2 separate regions of the Mus musculus genome follow, and region 2 is linked to region 1. The links are chromatin loops, found by intact Hi-C in ENCODE. Cell type or tissue: gastrocnemius. All regions are shown on one strand. Links, peaks and the distances in the headings refer to the core of each region. The heading gives the core; the rest is flanking DNA. Region 1 holds the start of Gm22055 (a small nuclear RNA gene). Region 2 has its middle 36 kb from the start of Gm12408.

Evidence for each region. Peaks named below come from ENCODE experiments on the same cell type or tissue, not always from the same donor. Only the 100,000 strongest peaks of a DNase experiment are listed, where the experiment ranks them.
Region 2: it touches region 1 in a loop (2.1-fold over the local background); 5 of 42 quality-filtered maps call a loop at or near these places.

The regions. Positions count from the first base shown.
Region 1 is chr4:45,545,134-45,553,947 of GRCm38, reverse strand. Gm22055 (a small nuclear RNA gene) reads right to left here and starts at 5,205; the gene lies at 5,099-5,205. It also overlaps the pseudogene Gm12411. In gastrocnemius, for the core only: a CTCF peak has its summit at 4,236; a DNase peak (open chromatin) is centred at 4,219.
Region 2 is chr4:45,599,845-45,608,658 of GRCm38, reverse strand. No RefSeq gene overlaps it. Among named protein-coding and RNA genes, the nearest start is that of Gm12408, 36 kb to the left of the region's middle. In gastrocnemius, for the core only: no CTCF peak of the experiment used is centred there; DNase peaks (open chromatin) are centred at 1,887, 2,767 and 4,056.

The DNA.
Region 1 (8,814 bases), core at 1,529-6,528:
TCATCGGACAAGGAGGCCCCACAGTCTAAGTGGCCTACCATGGAGACTTTCTAACTCCTGGATGGAAGCCCTTAGTAAACAATGGTAGCCTCTGAGCTTTGCAGGTTTAAGTTTTATATAGAGGAAGATGGAGTCAGTCCATGATGAAGGAAGGAAGGCCAGGGGTACAGGAGACTGGATGTACTTCCACAGGCTTATAATTCCCTCATTTGGGCAGTAGAGTTAAGAGGATCAGAAATTCAAGGTCATTCTTGAAACACAGCAAGTTCAAGGCCAGCCTGGGTTAATGAGACCCCTCCTAACCATACACATGCTCTCTCTCTCTCTCTCTCTCTCTCTCTCTCTCTCTCTCTCTCTCTCTCTCACACACACACACACACACACACACACACACACACTGTCCCTGTAGGGACCTTATCTTCAGGGTGGACCCAGAGCTGCCACAGGCTGGAGGTGTTTCATGTTTGTCTTTGGTTGTTGTGGGTTTTTGAGGTGCTGGGGATTAAAACCAAGACCTTAATATCTATATGTCTGTCTGTCTGTCTGTCTGTCTATCTATCCCTATACCTAGATCTATCTAGTGCATTTGAGTTGTTCCCAGTGTAGAAGGAGGAACAAACTAAGAGCAACTAAACATAAACCAACATAGGAAAATAAAATGCTGTGAGGCAAGAGGCAGAGAATACAAAGAAGGGATTTGTGGAAAGAAAAAAAGATCATTATAGAAATGTGGCTCCAGATCTCAGTAGGTAAGACTGAGATGAAGCCGAGGCTGAGACACACCTTCTGCAGGTGGCACTGACAACTGTGGAGCCCGTGGGAATTAGGAGGCCCCCAGCTCCTAGCTTACAGTCTCGGAGAAAATACGTGACGACGACGACAGTTAGATTTGAATTTCAAATAAACACCAAGTGCATTTTTAACGTTAGTATTTATCTCCCAGATGCACTCAACAGCAACTGTAGACAAGGAACTGAACGTATATGGGCTCCTACACGGTCACTTGCTGCATCTGGCCACCCTCCCCTGAGGTGTGGACAACTCTTTCTAGCCTGACAGTAGGCCAAACTCTGTGTGTCCCCTCTGACCTAGTTTCTGGGTTGTCACCTTCAAGAGTCATTAGGCATTCTTGACTTTGGGTTTAGAAGGACCTTAGGAATGCCAGCAGGTTGTCAAGTGCCACTGTGCTGCTAACAATCCCTCTCCCCAGCCCCCAGACAGAGATGAAAGGGAAACGGCTCCTTTGTTGTGTTCTGGAAGGTGACAGTGTCGGCCATTTTTATATTGGCTTCTTTATCTTTTTGAGGTCAAAACTCCCCATACACACAAACCCTGGTCTTAATTAGCATTACAGTAGGAGGACTCCACTCTCTTCCTGGCCTCATGGTTGATGTGTGTATGTGTGAGAAATACCAGCTTAATCAAATATCTGCAAACAAGAATGCTTGTGGAGGCATGTCCTGAGGGTAGACCCAGAGATGCTACAGGCTGGAAGGGTTTCATATTTTTTGGTTGTTGTGAAGTGCTTGGGATCAAAGCCAGGGCCTCATATATACTAGGTAGGTGCTCTACCACTGAGCTACACTCCCCCAATACCTACCCCTTCCTCCCCCCCCCCCCCCCCCCCCCCGCCACCATCAGACAACTCTTAGGACTTCTCTAGCTTCCTCCCAGGCTGGACCTTTAAAGCGTCAGGACAGCCACAGCAAGCAAAGTTGCTTAAACTTCACTAATAGCAGGACGTGGCACCCTACAACCAAGTCAGAAGCTAGGGAACTAGAAGGCGGTGCTTAAGACCCTCCCTTCGTCCATAAAACATGTCAGGCAAAGTCATTTCATGCCCCAGCGTCTGTGCACTGTTCCAGAAAGATACACCTATTCATCTCTCTCAAAAAATGTTTATGGGGGAAAAATGTTTGTGAAGCGACGTCATCCCCAGGAGAAAACTAGCTCTCAGGTGAGATGCTCCCCTTTGTGGGATAGCTGTTTCTGTGGAAACCTTGACAATGGGGCTAGTGTTTGGCTTACATGTAGAATGCCTGAAAGCACCAGGCAAAGGTAGTTTTGGAAAAAAAATCCCAGAAGCAGAGAGGCTTAAGTGTCTGCATGTATGACCACTCCTAAAATGGATTTTCTGAGATTAAAGGAGAGAGGGAGGGAGACTCTTTCCTTGTTGATGCATTCAGGCCAGACAACACCAGATAGTCATAATAGCTGAAGGAAATGATAACCCCACACACCAAAACCTATTTCAGCCTTTACAGGCTGAGGCTGTACAAGACTCTCAAAAGCCATCCTTCGAAGCAAAAAGGCATTCTGGTTGACTCTGAAACAGAACAAAAGTTTCCTAATGAAATGGAACTAAAATCCAGGAAATCCTACCTTGTATCAGCTCTAGGAACTGTTTGATTTAGCAAGAATAATTTTTTTTTGCAGCTGTTATATTTGAAAGCAATTAGTGGTCTCATCCGCATCAAGGAACTCCTCAGAAATTATAACCACTGGAAATTAAATTAGCAAAATTGTCTTGAAGTGAACTACAAAAATGCCCCCAAACCTATGTTAAGAGAAAAATTAATCACATTTTTCAGCAGGCTGTGGAGTGTGTCTAAAAGTTGGACTGCCTTGGCTGTTACAAAGGTTTTTGAACAACACTGGACCAATGGGTCAGGGCCCATAAGAAGTTTTAATGAGAGCAGCTGCACCCAGGAAGGGGTAATGAAGAAAGGCTTTTGTGAGCATCTGAATTGATTTATTCAAGCCACCCCAGAGACCACTTAAGCTGGAAGGCCCCTGATTATCACTGAGTCCCACGCAAAGGTAGGGCGGGCCTCTGGGTCTCTAGACACCAATCCTTTTTGTGTAAGTGGGATAAGACACCTGAGGCTCAGAGAAGATGAGGTCACTGCTTGGGTCACATTCAAAGCACTAACCAGGGGCACAGACTTGGGGGTATAGGACCTACAAGCTAAGGAATGAGACTCTCAGATTCCTATACCCCAGACTCTGCCTTCCTCACTACAGACACAGACTTCTTCCCCTCTGCCTTCTTTACTAAGTTCTCATCCCTTTGTCTCTAAAGTTTAGCTGAAGCTTTTGATGGTCACTTGCCACTTTCTACTTTGGGGTATGTGATGTATTGCTGGCAAGCATACCCTGTGTGTTGAACACAGAAGCCAGAGGACATTGGGCATCCTTCCTCTATTTCTCTCATCTTATTGGGGGTGGGAGGACAGTGTCTCTCATTGAACCTGAAGCTCCCTGTTTTTGCAAAGCTAGCTCCTGGGACCTTCCTGTCTCCATCCCATAGTGCTAGGGTTACAGGCAAGTATGGCCATGCACCCATTTTATATGGGTGCTGGGGATTTGAACTCATGCCTTCTCCATTCCATAGGTGACACTCTTTTTTTTTTCCCCCTGGTGCTGGTATTTTATTTCTTTGTGTCCATTAGGCCATGAATTTGTATGGAATGGGCTCCAACAGCTCAGGCTCTTTTCCATTAGTCCTCACAAAGTGTGCTTCTCTGGGTGGCGCAGGCTGGCGCTTCAGCTGCACCCAGGTGCCCTTCTCTTTGGCTTCCTTTTTCTTCTGGTCGTTCTCCTTCACCCGCTTCAGGAAGCTGTCTCTGCTCTTTGAGTGCTTGATGTGCTCAATCCGCACATTGATCCTCTTGGCCAGAATTTTGCCCTTAACCTGCTTGTTGACAATGATGCCCATGGCATGCTGGGTGACATTGTAGACTCTTCCGGTTTTGCCGTGGTAGCACTTATGGGGCATTCCTTTTTGAACAGTGCCCATTCCCTTGATGTCTACAATATCACCCTTCTTGTAGATTCACATGTATGTGGCCAAAGGAACAACGCCATGTTTCCTAAAAGGCCTAGAGAACATGTACCGGGTGCCTCTCCTCTTTCCCTTTGTGTTCGTCATTTTGGCGAGTTACTGGAAGATGGCTGTGGCAGCCCCATAGGTGACAGTCTTCCCCACTGAGCTGGCTTCACAGCCCTATTCTGCTTCGTTATTAGAGTCCAGCTCATATTCTTAGATGACTATTGACCAGGCACCTGTCGCCAAACCTTCTGACTACCCCATTTCTTTGGTAAATCACCCAAGCCAAGGTCTCTGCCTTCCAGGATTCCAGGACGCAGATAGCCTACTGGATGACCCCACAGCTGCCACAGGAGGCTTTGCACTGGCATATGCCCTCTGCCTCCCCCTTGTGTCCACAAGAGAGCAGCATGGCTGCGATTTGGGCGGGCCTACATGTGCCAAGCACATTTAAGAGTTATCTTGACTATTTTTTCTGGAAAGGCTTCCTTATTCTTGGTTGCGGGTATGTGGGTGGCATCCCCTTCTTCACTCCTACTCCTCCAATTAATTGCCCCTGGCAACTTCAGCCTCCCCATGGGGCAGTCAATCCATCAATTCCTAAGCAGCGAGCACCAGTCAAGGGTGATAAATCCGGGAAGGGGGAACACAGAGGGGATGTAAGTTGTAGCTCACGATAAGAAATCAAAACACTCCCACAGGTATGAATCCCTGAGTTGGAACCCCTGGTACCACATAAACATACCACGAAGACCCTCATCTGTGATTTCAACACCGGGGGGATGGAGGCTGAAGGATCAGAAGTTCAAGCTCAGCTTCACGGTAAATCTGAAGCCAGTTGGGCTACACAAGACCTTGTCTAAAAATAAGTAAGTTAATAAATTAATGAGTATGACTGAGCTTTGACTATGCTGTTCCAAGAACTTTAAGAATTCAGAGCTGGGGTGGGGAGTGAAGGTGGTAGGCCTCTACAGAGAACATATTTTACAGTCTTTGGAAGGCAAGAAGTATTGTGAAAACAAATGGCAAAAAAAAATGCATTTGAAAAGAAACAGGCAGTCAGAAGTAAGATGAAAAGGACGGCTGAGGGACACAGTACAGCAGTATAGCACTTACCTAGCGAGTGTAGGGTGACAGGCAAGTAGGTGACAGGTAGGGTTTGACTGCTGTGAACAGACACCATGACCAAGGCAACTCTTAAAAAAAAAAATATATATATATATATATATATACACATATATGTATGTATGTATGTATGTATGTATGTATGTATGTATATCATGCTTCATGAATCAGCAAGTAATTCTTGTGCAGGGGCCATGCTAATCTTCTCTGTATCATTCCAGTTTTAGTCTATGTGCTGCTGAAGCGAGCACTCAAGGCAACACTTATAAAAACAACATTTAACTGGGGCTGGCTTGCAGGTTCAGAGATTCAGTCCATTATCATCAAGGTGGGAGCATGGCAGCATCCAGGCAGACATGGTGCAGGAAGAGCTGAGAGTTCTACGTCTGCCTCTGAAGGTCACTAGCAGAATACTGGCTTCCAGGCAGCTAGGATGAGGGTATTATAGCCCACACCCACAGTGACACACCTACTCTAACAAGGCCACCCCTTCTAATAGCGCCACTCCCTGGGCCGAGCATATACAAACCATCACAGGCCCTGAGTCTGTTCCCCAGAATGACAAAAACAAAACCAACTACGGCTAAAGCTGTACATCCCCAAGGAGCTAAAGAACCCTAAGACAGACGATAAAAAGAAGATGGCGTCCTTGTTATTTTTCCTTCTTCCTATTTAAACCCTTTGTCAGTCCTCTCTGCAATGCTCTGCCCTAAAGTTTTACTCTAAGACTTATATGTTCCTCCTCCTCCTCCTCTTTTTCTTCCTCCTTCCCCCACCCCCCTGCAATTCTCCAGGCCCTTTTGTTGCAAGTTACAGAAATCCAACTTCAATGAGCTTAGGTGCAAAGTAAATGGATAGGCTGAAAACAGCAGAGGCTATGAAGGCAAAGGTAAGCAATGCAGCGAGGTGGGGACAGGAGCATCCTGGAACAGGGAACTCGAAGAAAGGTGAACCTGAGAGCATCGGGAAGAATAAGACATTTTGTTATATCGCCTTTGACTCAAGAACTGCTGCCAAATTATGTTGGCTATTGATCAGGTGATCTGGGAGAGTCTTGGCTTATATTACACGTGATCTTACAAAGCTGGCAGCATCTATAATAACAAAGGAGAAAACCAGGCCCTAGGAGTAGTAAGTGATACTTACAATGGCCCAGAGATGGGAGCCAGGACTTGAACTTAATGTTGCTTCCTAGCCTATGTTCACTGCAGCCCAATGCCCCTCTTCTACAACAGGTCCTTTAATAATAACATGAAGGGCCAGACCCAATCCAAACCTGACAGGCAGAGTTGGGACATCAGAAAAGCAAAGCCATTATTTCTCTTCCATGAAGCTCAAGGAGCCATGAAAACTGGGGGTGTGGAGGTGGGGGGCAGAACTGACATCTATAATCCCAGAATTCCTGTGGAAAAGGAGAGGTGGGGAATAGTTAGAAGCTCGCCAGCTATCTAGCTTGGAGTTCCACGCCCAATGAGAGACCCCGCCTCAAACAAGAAAATAGAAGGCAGGAGCCGGCACCCCATGCCCGCTTGATGTGGGTCCCTTGAATGTGAGGAAGTTCTTCCTGCCTCTTCATGAGGTTACTTCATGGTGCTAAAGTCCGGATGATTGATAATCAAGAGCCACCAAAGCCACTGGTGGTAGTTTGAACAAGAATGCACCTCCCCCATGGAGTGTCACTGGAAGTGGGCTTAGAGATTTCATAAGCCAAGCCAGGCCCAGTCTCTGTGTGTGTCTTCTCTCTGTCTCTCTGTCTGTCTCTGTCTCTGTCTCTGTCTCTGTCTCTCTCTCTCTTACAACTTGTGGATCAGGTGTAAGCTCTCAGTTACTTCTCTAGCACCATGCCTCCCTACCTGCCACCCCCAGCCCCCACCATGATGATAATGGATCAACCCACTGAGACTGTAAGCCCCCAATCAAATACTTTTTTTTATAAGAGTTGCCTTGGCTGCTGGTGGTAGTGGCACACACCTTTAATCCCATCACTCGGAAGAGAGAGAGGCAGGCAGATCTCTGAAGCCAGCCTTGTCTACAGACCGAATTCCAGGATAGCCAGGGCTATACAGAGTGTAAGGGAGAAATAACTTTGGAGCTCTGGACAATGGGTTTTTATGGATCTTATGATGGGAATTAGGTGGAGGCCAAGGCTCTCTTTATTGAGATTGGTCATTTTGTGAACATCTTGAAGGATTCAGTAGGAGACCATACATTTCATGGATGCTCTCCTGGCCCAACCAGAGAGCTACTTGTCCACTAATGGGAAGGGCCACATGAACTATGTGTCTAGTTTCAAATGATCCATCATGGAATCTGTTTTTGCTGCTGGAGGGAAGCAGGCTCCTGTCTCTAGAGTACCTAGGGCAAAATCATGTGAAAATGTAGGTTCCCCTCGAGCTACAATGAGCCAGCTTCCTTGGAGTGGTTTAGGCACCGCTGACCTACACTGTGGGCTGAGGTAGCTGTGCCACTTTATATAATAGCAAAATTGGTCTGTTGGGAAAGCAAATTCCTGAGGTCAGTGCCTAATAATAACATAAAACAGCTATACCCACCACAAAAATGTCTGCAAATGGGAGCAAGTGGAAATAGCCATGGAGTTTATATGTTAATAAAAGACTATGCCTTAACAAGAAAGTGGAGCTTCAGGCTGGGCTTTGGGAACTCAGACTCAAAGCATACGAGAGAAATTCTGCCCAGGCTTCCAAAGAGGGCATTTACTCCTGTTGGGAAACGTTTTCCTGTGTGATTGAAACGCCCTATTCTGCCGGGAAGCTCCTAAAGCAGGAAGGTAAGCGGCTCAAAATTCCTTTCCGGAAGTCCCTGAAGCTCACCAGGTTCACTAGCCCCTCCCCGCCAGAGTAAGCAATAAAAGCTGAGGCTCCCCCTCAGAGGAAGCGAAACTGAGTTGCGAAGAAGACTCTTAGCAAGAAAAGTTGCAAAAGACACAGAGAGCAGGCCAGCTGCCTGGAAGAAACAGAGACCAGCCAAGCTGCCCGGAAGAGGCTTAAGCCAACTGAGTCACCTGAAAAGGACACTCTGCAACCTATGGAGCTGCCTGCTGGCTGTGTAGTGTGCTCCAGGTCCCCAGCTGTGTGAGCTGTCACCAGGCTGGGGTGGGTTTTGATAATGCAGCTGTCTTTGAGTCATTTCTGCTCCTGTAAGTAACTCCTCATCCATATTCCGGTAAGTAACCCCAACGAAACTCACTGGTACCCCAAGCTGGACTCTGATTGTATCCTATACTTTGGTCTGTAATGGGTTCCCTGCCTGGGGAGAGTAGATCTGTGTGTAGTGTCTCTCTAGGAAAAGTTTTGTCACACAACATCTAGAGACCTCAGATTGGCTACTTTCTGCACCTTAGGACACTAGAGAGTTGAAGCAGCTCTAACGCCTGAGCACCCGGGCTGGAGAGATGGCTCAGTTGTTAAGAGCACTGACTGTTCTTCCAGGGGACCAGAGTTTAGTTCTCAGCAACCACATGGCTGTTCATAACTACCTGTTACTCTAGTTCCAAGTCTGACACCTTCTTCTGGACTTCCTGGGCACTGCGCACGCATGGTGCACAGACGTATATGCAGACAAAATATACGTCAAAATAAAAATGAATCTTTAAAAACATTATACATACATACATACATACATACATACATATATACATACACACATACATACACGCATGCATACATACATGCATACATACATGCATGCATGCATACATACATACATACATGCATACATACATGCATACACGCATACATACATACATACATGCATACATATATACATACTAAAGCCTGATGATCTCAGTGTGATTCTTGGAGCCCTCATGAAGGTGAAAGGACACAGCTGACCCCGCACAG
Region 2 (8,814 bases), core at 1,612-6,611, 55 kb before region 1:
TGGGGAGTGGATGGGTTTGGTGCGATTGAAATAGCATTAGTATCCTTTCAAATGACACCCAGAGAGCTCGTGCATCCTTCCCATCATAGGAGGACACAGAAAGATGTGGGACCTGGAGAGCCCACACCAAACAGTATCTGACAACACCTCGATCATCTTGGACCTCCTGGCCCATGAGATGAAAAAATTCTCTGCTGAGCCTGAAATGAAGTACACACCTTAATCCTATCACTCGGGAGGCAGAAGCAGGAGGATCTCTGTGAGTTCCAGGCCAGACTGGTCACCACAGTAAGTTTCAGGACTACATAGAGAGGGCTACATAGAGAGAACCATTCTGCTCCAAAAACAGAAATCTACTAATTATCAGCTAGCCATTATTTTGTTCTTTACATTGTTGCAAGGAGGGGGGTGTTTTATTACAATGTTCCAAATACTATATTTCTGTACTAGAAATCTAGGCTGACTGGTCAGACTGCCCTAGTAGTGAGGACTGGGGTGGGTTTATTCTTGCCCCTTGTGGCAAGCCAGTGGGTCAGCTGTACTCTTAGTAACCATTAGTAGCTATTACTAGTACACTAGTACTGGAGTGTTTAGCAAACCTTTATACAGAGACAGAGGGAGGTCAGGCGGCAAGGGCCAGGTACTGATCACTAGCTCGGTTTTGTACCTGACTCTGCAGACACAGAAAGAAACGTAAATAGTCCTCGGAGCCCCCAAAGCCCGGACTGTCTGAGCTGACAGATCTCAAAGCTGATTACAAAAGCCTGGGGTGCCACTGTCTGCCATGCCCAGACAAACCCTGACTCACACAGGAGAATTCTAGTGAGGTCACACACAGCAGATAATATCTCTAACAGCTCCTTCCCAGACTTGAAGTCCATCACACTAGAAAGGCAGGCAGATAGATGGTGACTCTGGGCAGCCAGCCCCTCCACCCCCACGGCCTCTTCACCTCCACCTCAGTCAGAAGCCAGCTGAGGTGGGCAGAACAGGTCCTGTAAGAGGCAGGTGGTTCAGACATGGTCCCTGGACACAGAGATTTCACTAGCAGGTAGGCAAGGTAAACCACAGGTGCAGTCACTGCCCACAAACACTCTGAACCCCCACATGCAGGTGAAGGGAGACAGACTGACAGGTTATAGCTTCCAAGCACACACGGAACCAAACCTTGACTTTGCAGGTACAGAAACTGAGAGCGGAGGTAAAGGGGTCATGTCTATAGCCACCAATAGGTGGGTAGCAAAGCCAGGACTGGGAGCCAGGTCCCCCTTTCACCCTCTTCATATTTACCCCAGTTTGAAAGGCAGAAATTATGGCAACTTCATAAGCGCCGACTCTCTCTGATCCTTGCTAAGATTTGAATGACAGCAGGTGAAATGATTTGATGACCTCATTCACAAGGCTCCCAGAGACAGTGGCTTCCATTCTGGATCAGCTATAACTGTCACAGTCATCTCACTCTAGAATCTGCAATTCCAGAGAGGTACATGGCATGGGTCCCCCTGGGGGAGGGGAGGACAGAATCATGCTTGCCCCTCCATTGAGGGGCTTTCTTCCTGGGGGTGTGGTGTTGGACCCCTGGGGCCCAGGTGTGGGTACCTTGATGGATCCCAGATAAGTGGGCACACAGTAAGACACACATCGATACTGGACATCTCTTCAGCTTCATGAAGACCTGGTAGGAGTCTTGGTCTTTCCAGCCTGTGGAAGTTTAAGGTGAGTACAGGGGGTCTTGTAGACCACAGCCTGGGGAGCGCCTGGCACCCCAAGCCCAGGTTTCTCCTCTGTAAAATGGCAGTTTGGGTTAAGAGAACCAAGCAGTTGACACAGACCAGGCTGCTCACGTGTCTTAGGAGCTCAGCACTGGTGTCAGCTGATGGCTGTGTGCCAACAGTGACCACAGCGGAGGGACTTTCTAGAGTAGACGGAGGCCACAGGTCCCAGGCAGGATGTGAAGGGTCTGAGAGCCACGAGGGCTAGGGTTGGGGGACACTCACTCGTCAAGGTTGAATCAGACAGGACCGTGAGTAGAACACACAGAGCCTGGAGCAATTCAAGCAGCAGGGCAACAGACAATGGGGAATAGAAATGATGGATGTCATAAAAAAAACAAAACAGCTGGAGGATGGTGTCAGCTTTAGTGAGGTAAGTCAGCGAGGCCCTGCGGCACTCCAGCCCATGTATTTAAACATATTGCTCAGGCCCTCCCAGCATCTAGTGCAACATAGAAAGCCATCAATTTTTGCTGGGTGAGAGAAAGAATGATTGCTCAGGCAGAGGTCTGACCCCAGCTCCGCTCACTTGGTTTTATTTGTTTCTGCTAGATTTCTGTTATCGTCGTTTGTTTGTCCGCACACAGGGTCTTGCCACATAGCCCAGGCTAGCCTCAAATGTGTGGTCTCTCTATCTACTTTTCTTTCTTTGCTTGTGGTGCCAAGGATTAACCTTAGGGCCTCACATGCCTGAGGCGAGTGCCCTCCACTGAGCCACATCTCCAGCCCTTCGGTTGTTTTACATATTAAGCTTCTATATGGATTTTCTTTTTAATCACAAAATTTTTAACTAAAATAAAAACCCAATAACCTTTTTACTGCTGGGAAAACTGAGGTCAATAAAGGCAGAGGCACTTGGTCAAGGCTCAGAGTTAGGCAGCCATCCCAGATGCAGGTACCTCCTTCTCTCTATCCTGTTACGTCATCTTCCAGGATGCTGAGGCTGAGGCCAAGAGCTGGGGTGGGGCTGGGCAGGACCTGGGGCCTAGTGCCAAAGGGTAGGACAGCTAGCCTTTGCTCAGTGCTCCCACTGCTGAGAACAGAGTGCAGCCCATCGGAGGCGGTGCCTACGATTTACACACCAAGGCATTCATCATTGTGCTATTTGTAATATTGAAAAGTTGGAAATGGCTCAGAAACAGGCTCATAAATTATGCCACAGCCTTTGGTGGACTGTAGAGCCACCCAAGTTCATCTCTCTGGAGACTGCTGAGCATACACACACTATGGGGAAAGCTGGTCCTGATTTTTAAGATAGTTATTTTGGGGAGGCTTGGGCTAGTGTAATGGGTAGTCATTGCTTTCTGCATGAGGGTCCACCCCCTCTATTGTTTTGGTTTTTTTCTTTTTGTTATTGTTTACGATAAGCATAAATGATCTACAATAAACAAATCCACGAATGTAAACAGAATTTAGGATTCCCTGCTCAGGCCAAAGGTGCCAGCCACACCAAGCCCTTCGCTTTTCAGATCCCCACACAGTGTCTTCGTTCTCACCCTTGTGTTTCCTGACCCTGGGAATGTCACACAGCTTAACACAGATGCAGCGTTTAATCCGTCTCACAGCTCAGGCTCCACATTTTAAGAGGCTTATTCCTAGTGACTGAGACGACATTAAAGATCCCGAAGATACCCTAATACACACTTGCATTTAGGAAAATGAAGTTCAAATGCTCAGGAGCCAAAGCCCCAAAAGGTACTTTGTGTTTTCATGCTCTTTAGTTTCAAGCAATGTGCGGGCTCTTCTTCCCTCAGAGACCTAACCTTCTCTTCCCTCCCTACCAGACTTATCACTGGCATTACTAATCTCAGACAGCACACTGTGTGTGTGTGTGTGCTCGTGCGTGCCCGCACAACACATGCATACTTGGTACCAATAGAGGTCATAAGAGGGCATCAGATCCCCTGAGACTAGAATTACAGACAGCTGGGAGCTGCCATGTGGGTGCTGGGAATTGAACCTGGGTCTTCTGGAAGAGCAACCACTAAGCTATCTCTTCAACCCCAAACCCTGTGGGACTTTGAAAAAGTCACTTGGTCTCTCTAGGCCCCAGTTTCTCCTTCCATAAAGACATTCCCAACTTTTGACTCATAGCATCTCTCAGTTCTTTATGGTTAGCTTCTTAATCTCTTCTCTGTTAGTAACAATACAAAACTACAGATCAGGTAAGTTTAAGTTTTAAAGAAAGGAAGTTGATTATATTTTAGCCTGTGGCTTGGGTTTAGCTCAAGGTATCAGCTGATAGACAGCCTTCTAGCTGGTAAAGTTCCAAGGTGGCCCAGGGTACCACATGGTGAGAGGAAAGATGCTCTTGAGAGACCCAGCCAAAAGATTTGTACTGAAGATCTGCTTTGGAGATAATGAGAACCTGCTAATCCATAAATCCATTAGTCACACAAATGGGGGAGGTATTCATGCGGGCAGAGCCCTAATCACCTTCTCAGGATTTCACGCAGACTAAATTTCAAGTCGAGTTTCAGACAGGCAAAGGGCTGATGGTTTCTAATTGGACAGTCTGGGGCCTCTGCGCCCCATGGACTGGCTGTTTTCTGCATCAGCTCAGAAGTCTTTGGAGAAGTAGCAGCAGCATCCTTTAAAGGAGGTGTGGGACCGATTGGGCATCCTAAACAGGTAAATCATTCTTATCTGAATCTTTATGGGCTCCTGGTACCTCATTAAATGTCCAAGCCCCCAGGCGCTGAATCACAGTGTCTCGTCCTGAATGGCTCTTCTCAGAGTTCCGGTTGTGCTGGGAATTACAGTGTCAGGGTAGCTTCAAGCCCCTTCATCTTGTGTGTGGCACCCATGTTTTTATGGGCTATGAATCCTGAGAGCCTAGACTCCCTCCATCCCGTGGTTACTAGAGAAGGCCTAGCAAAGCAATTGCCTTGGAGTCTATACTGATAGCTGTCCCCTCACAGGAACACACTGACCTCTCAGTGGAGAATCGTTGGCTCTCAGCTCTGTTCCCACCCGGAGGCCCAGACCCTGCCTCTTTGAGGCTGAGCACACTCCTTCTAGAGGTCCTCATACCACCTAGGGATTCACAGTGTCAGAACCATGAATAGAGTCTTTGCCTCTGGCTCAAACCCAGAAAAGTAGCTGTGGTGACAAGCCAGAGGGAATTGTTTGGGAACCCTGAGAACAGAGAGTAGACGAGAACTAGGCTCCTCTCAGCTTATACCTGATGCAAAATTCTCCATTTCCCTGCTGGCTCATCAGTCTCAAAAAAACAAGCCAAAACAACTCAATTCTAACCAAAATCACAGCAGACATGTGTTACCTTTTATGAGACAGTCTCACTAACCTTCTGTCTTAGTCAGGGTTTCTATTCCTGCACAAACATCATGACCAAGAAGCAAGTTGGGGAGGAAAGGGTTTATTCAGCTTACATTTCCACATTGCTGTTCATCACCAAGGAAGTCAGGACTGGAACTCAAGCAGGTCAGGAAGCAGGAGCTGTTGCAGAAGCCATGAAGGGATGTTCCTTACTGGCTTGCTGCCCCTGGCTTGCTCAGCCTGCTCTCTTATAGAACCCAAGACTACCAGCCCAGGGATGGTTTCACCCACAAGGGGCCTTTCCCCCTTGATCACTAATCCATGCCTTACAGCTGGATCTCGTGGAGACATTTCCCCAACTGAAGCTCCTTTCTCTGTGATAACTCCAGCTGTGTCAAGTTGACACAAAACTAGCCAGTACAGTGCCCAAGCTAGCCTTAAACTCTGGAATTCAAGCAATGCTCCTACCTGGGTCTCCTGCACTTAGGATTACAAGGAAATGCTGCTGCTACAGCCCTTCTTCTTGCCCATTTCTTCCTCTCTTCCCACTTCCTTCCTCTCCTCCTCCTCCTCGCCCACCTCCTCCTTCTAGACAGGGTCTCAATATGAAGCCCTGTGGCCTAGAACTCACAGGCATCCATCTGCCTCTGTCTCTGCCTCCTGATCAATGTGATTGAAGATGTGAGCCACTCCCCCACTGCCCCACATACTGCCCTCCGCCTTTCTTTCTTTTTGGTTTTTAGAAACAAAGTGTCCCTCTGCATCCCCACCTGGCCTGAACTCAGGGCAACCCTCTTGCCTCAGCCTGCAAAGTGCTAGGATTGTGGTAAGCGGGACTTAAAAACAATCCTGTCGTTAGCATATTGTTTCCTGGTGCTGTTACACCCTGTTACTCTTCTACAGGTCTGGAGGGTCAGCAGTGTGAGATGGATGTTAGGGAGCTGAAGGCAAGGTGTCTGCAGGTGGATCCTTTGGGGACTCTAGTAGAGCAGCCCCTTGTGTCTTCTCCGGCTTGGGAGGGAGGCTGCCAGCATTCCTGGACATGTGGCCACCTGACCCCCAACTTCTGCTCCCATCTGCAGTGGTCTTCCTGTCTCCCTCTTCTAAGGATCTTTGTGGTCACACAGGACCCACTTATACAACTCAGGATGGCCTTCGTGTCTCAAGGTCCTTCAGTCAGCCACATCTGCAAAATCTTGCTTAGCAACTCCTGCTCTGCACCCTGTCATCAGCTCCGACAACCAACTGAGCAAAATTATCCAAAACACCTTTGAAAACTAAGAAGAATAAGAGTAGCTTTGCCATCTTATACACTTTATAACCCTGATAATTGAAAGCACATACTATGTAGGAGAGCATATCAATAGCAGCAAGGGAATGGACGTTGATTCAGTTACATGGAAAAGTCATTTTAAAGTAGATGTAGCACATCAAACACGTCGGGAAAGGCATGAATTAGGTTTTATTTAGCCTGTGTCTCGGTGAGTCCACTCCTCAGGGACAAGCCATTCCTGCTATGGTTGCCATTTGAAGTAGACCCCAGAGGCTTATATTTTACGGGCTTATTCCCCAGCTGTCGTGATCTTTAAGGAGGCTGTTGAACTTAGGAGGTAGGACCTGTCTGATGGAAATAGAGGAGATAAGAGGAGAGGAGACCTCTGGAGGTTAGACTGTCTCCCTGGTTCTAGGTCCATCTCAGCTGCCATCACCACCGTGGCCATGATGTCCCCACTGTGATAGACTGAGACCCTTTGAAACCATGAGTCAAAATAATTCTTCCGTGAATTGTTTCCTTCAGGTATTTGGGTCACTGCCGCACAAAGGTAACTGTAGAGTCTTCACGATTTAAACTAAGCTTAGATTCCAAATACGTACTCCAAATGTTTACTGGTGTTTTAGTGTTAGGAAAGATTTCTCAGTTGAGAAGCAATAAAACTTCCAGGTATGATGGTTCATGCCTTTGGGCCCAGCACTTGGGAGACTGGAGCTAGGGGATTGCTGCAAGTTGAAGGCCAGCTTGGGCTAGATAGCAAGCTTCTAGGATAGTGTGGGATACAGAGTATAGTATGACACTGCCTCAAAATAACATACATACATATACATATACATATGTATATACATATGCATATACATATGCATATACATACATACACACAGAGATACATACACATATATACATACATACACACATAATATATACATACTTATACATACATACACACATATACATACATACATACACATATTCATGCATACATATATACACACACATACATACACACATACACACGCAATAATCGCTAAACAAGTAAAAAAAAAAGTCTATTAAAAAAAAGTTCATGAAAAGCCTCAGGCTTTCTATTGCGTACAGTGAAGTCTGAATAGACAGTAAGAATAAGAAAAAGTGTTCAACATCAAAAGTCATCAGAAAAAAATGGAAGTTACAATTACAATGAGATATTGCTGTAACCTACCAGAGTAATTAAAAATTAAAACCTTTTTAACACCACACATTGGCAACGCTATGGAGAAATGGAAAATACGCATGCAGCCGGTGGCAGTAGAAATGGTGCTGCCATCTCTCTAGAAAACAATAGATCCCAAAGCAGTTAAACATGTGTGTCATGTGGAACCTATCCTGTTTGTGCTCTGGTGTTTACCCAAGATAAATAAGAACAAACATCCTCAAAAAAGCTGGCACAAGAAAATCCACCTGAGTGTTATTCATTGCCGAAAAATGCTAGGAACATCTCCAGTGTCAATCCACAAGAGAAAAAACCCGCACCGCTATGCAGTGCTCACACAAGGGAATGTCACTGAGCAATAAAAAGAAACAGCGTCTCAACAGGAACAATGTGGAGCACATTATGTGAAGTAACAGAGGCCAGATGCAGAGGAGCCCAGCCTCACAGCTGATTTAATGCGGAGTGCTGGAGCATAAAGGGGATAGGAATCTGCCTCTGGCTCGGCAGGGCGGGCTGAGACTGGGTAGGAGGGAAACAGGCCACAGGAACAGGACAATTCTGTGTCCTGATAGAAAGATGGGGTACTCTGGGATGTACGTCGATCAGAACTCATCATAAGCTTCAGCTCTATGTATTTCAGCAACAGCAAGATACTAAAATAAATTAAATAAACATAAAGATAAGTGGTAAATTTGTAGGAGATGTAACAAAGTCTGGTAACTTGAATATATATAAAAACTATCAGGGATCAGTTTACAAATTAACATTTAAAAGAGAAAAAGGAAATGTGAACTTCTCTGCAAGAGGTGAATATAGAAACATGGACACACACACACCACCAGTAGAGAAAACCGTGACAGATTGGCTGTGCCAGGTGTAGAGGCACAGGTCTGTAGTCCCAGCATTCAGAAGGTGGAGGCAGGGGATCTGTTGTGTTTGAAGCAGTCTAGGCTACACAGGGAGGCCCTGTTTCAGAACAAATAAATGTTCTAGATCTATCCCATGCAGTCATACACATATGTATGCCTATACACATGTGTATATGTCATAAATAAATTATCTGTATATGTGAAATTAATAATAAAAGAAATACAAATCAGGCTGGAGAGATGGCTCAGAGGTTAAGAGCACTGTCTGCTCTTCCAGAGGTCCTGAGTTCAATTCCAACTACACGGTGGCTCGCAACCATCTAATGCATAATCCATCTAATGCATAATCGGTAATGGGATCTGATGCCCTCTTCAGATGTCTTCTGAAGACAAGGACAGTGTACTCTTATACATAAAATAAATAAATCT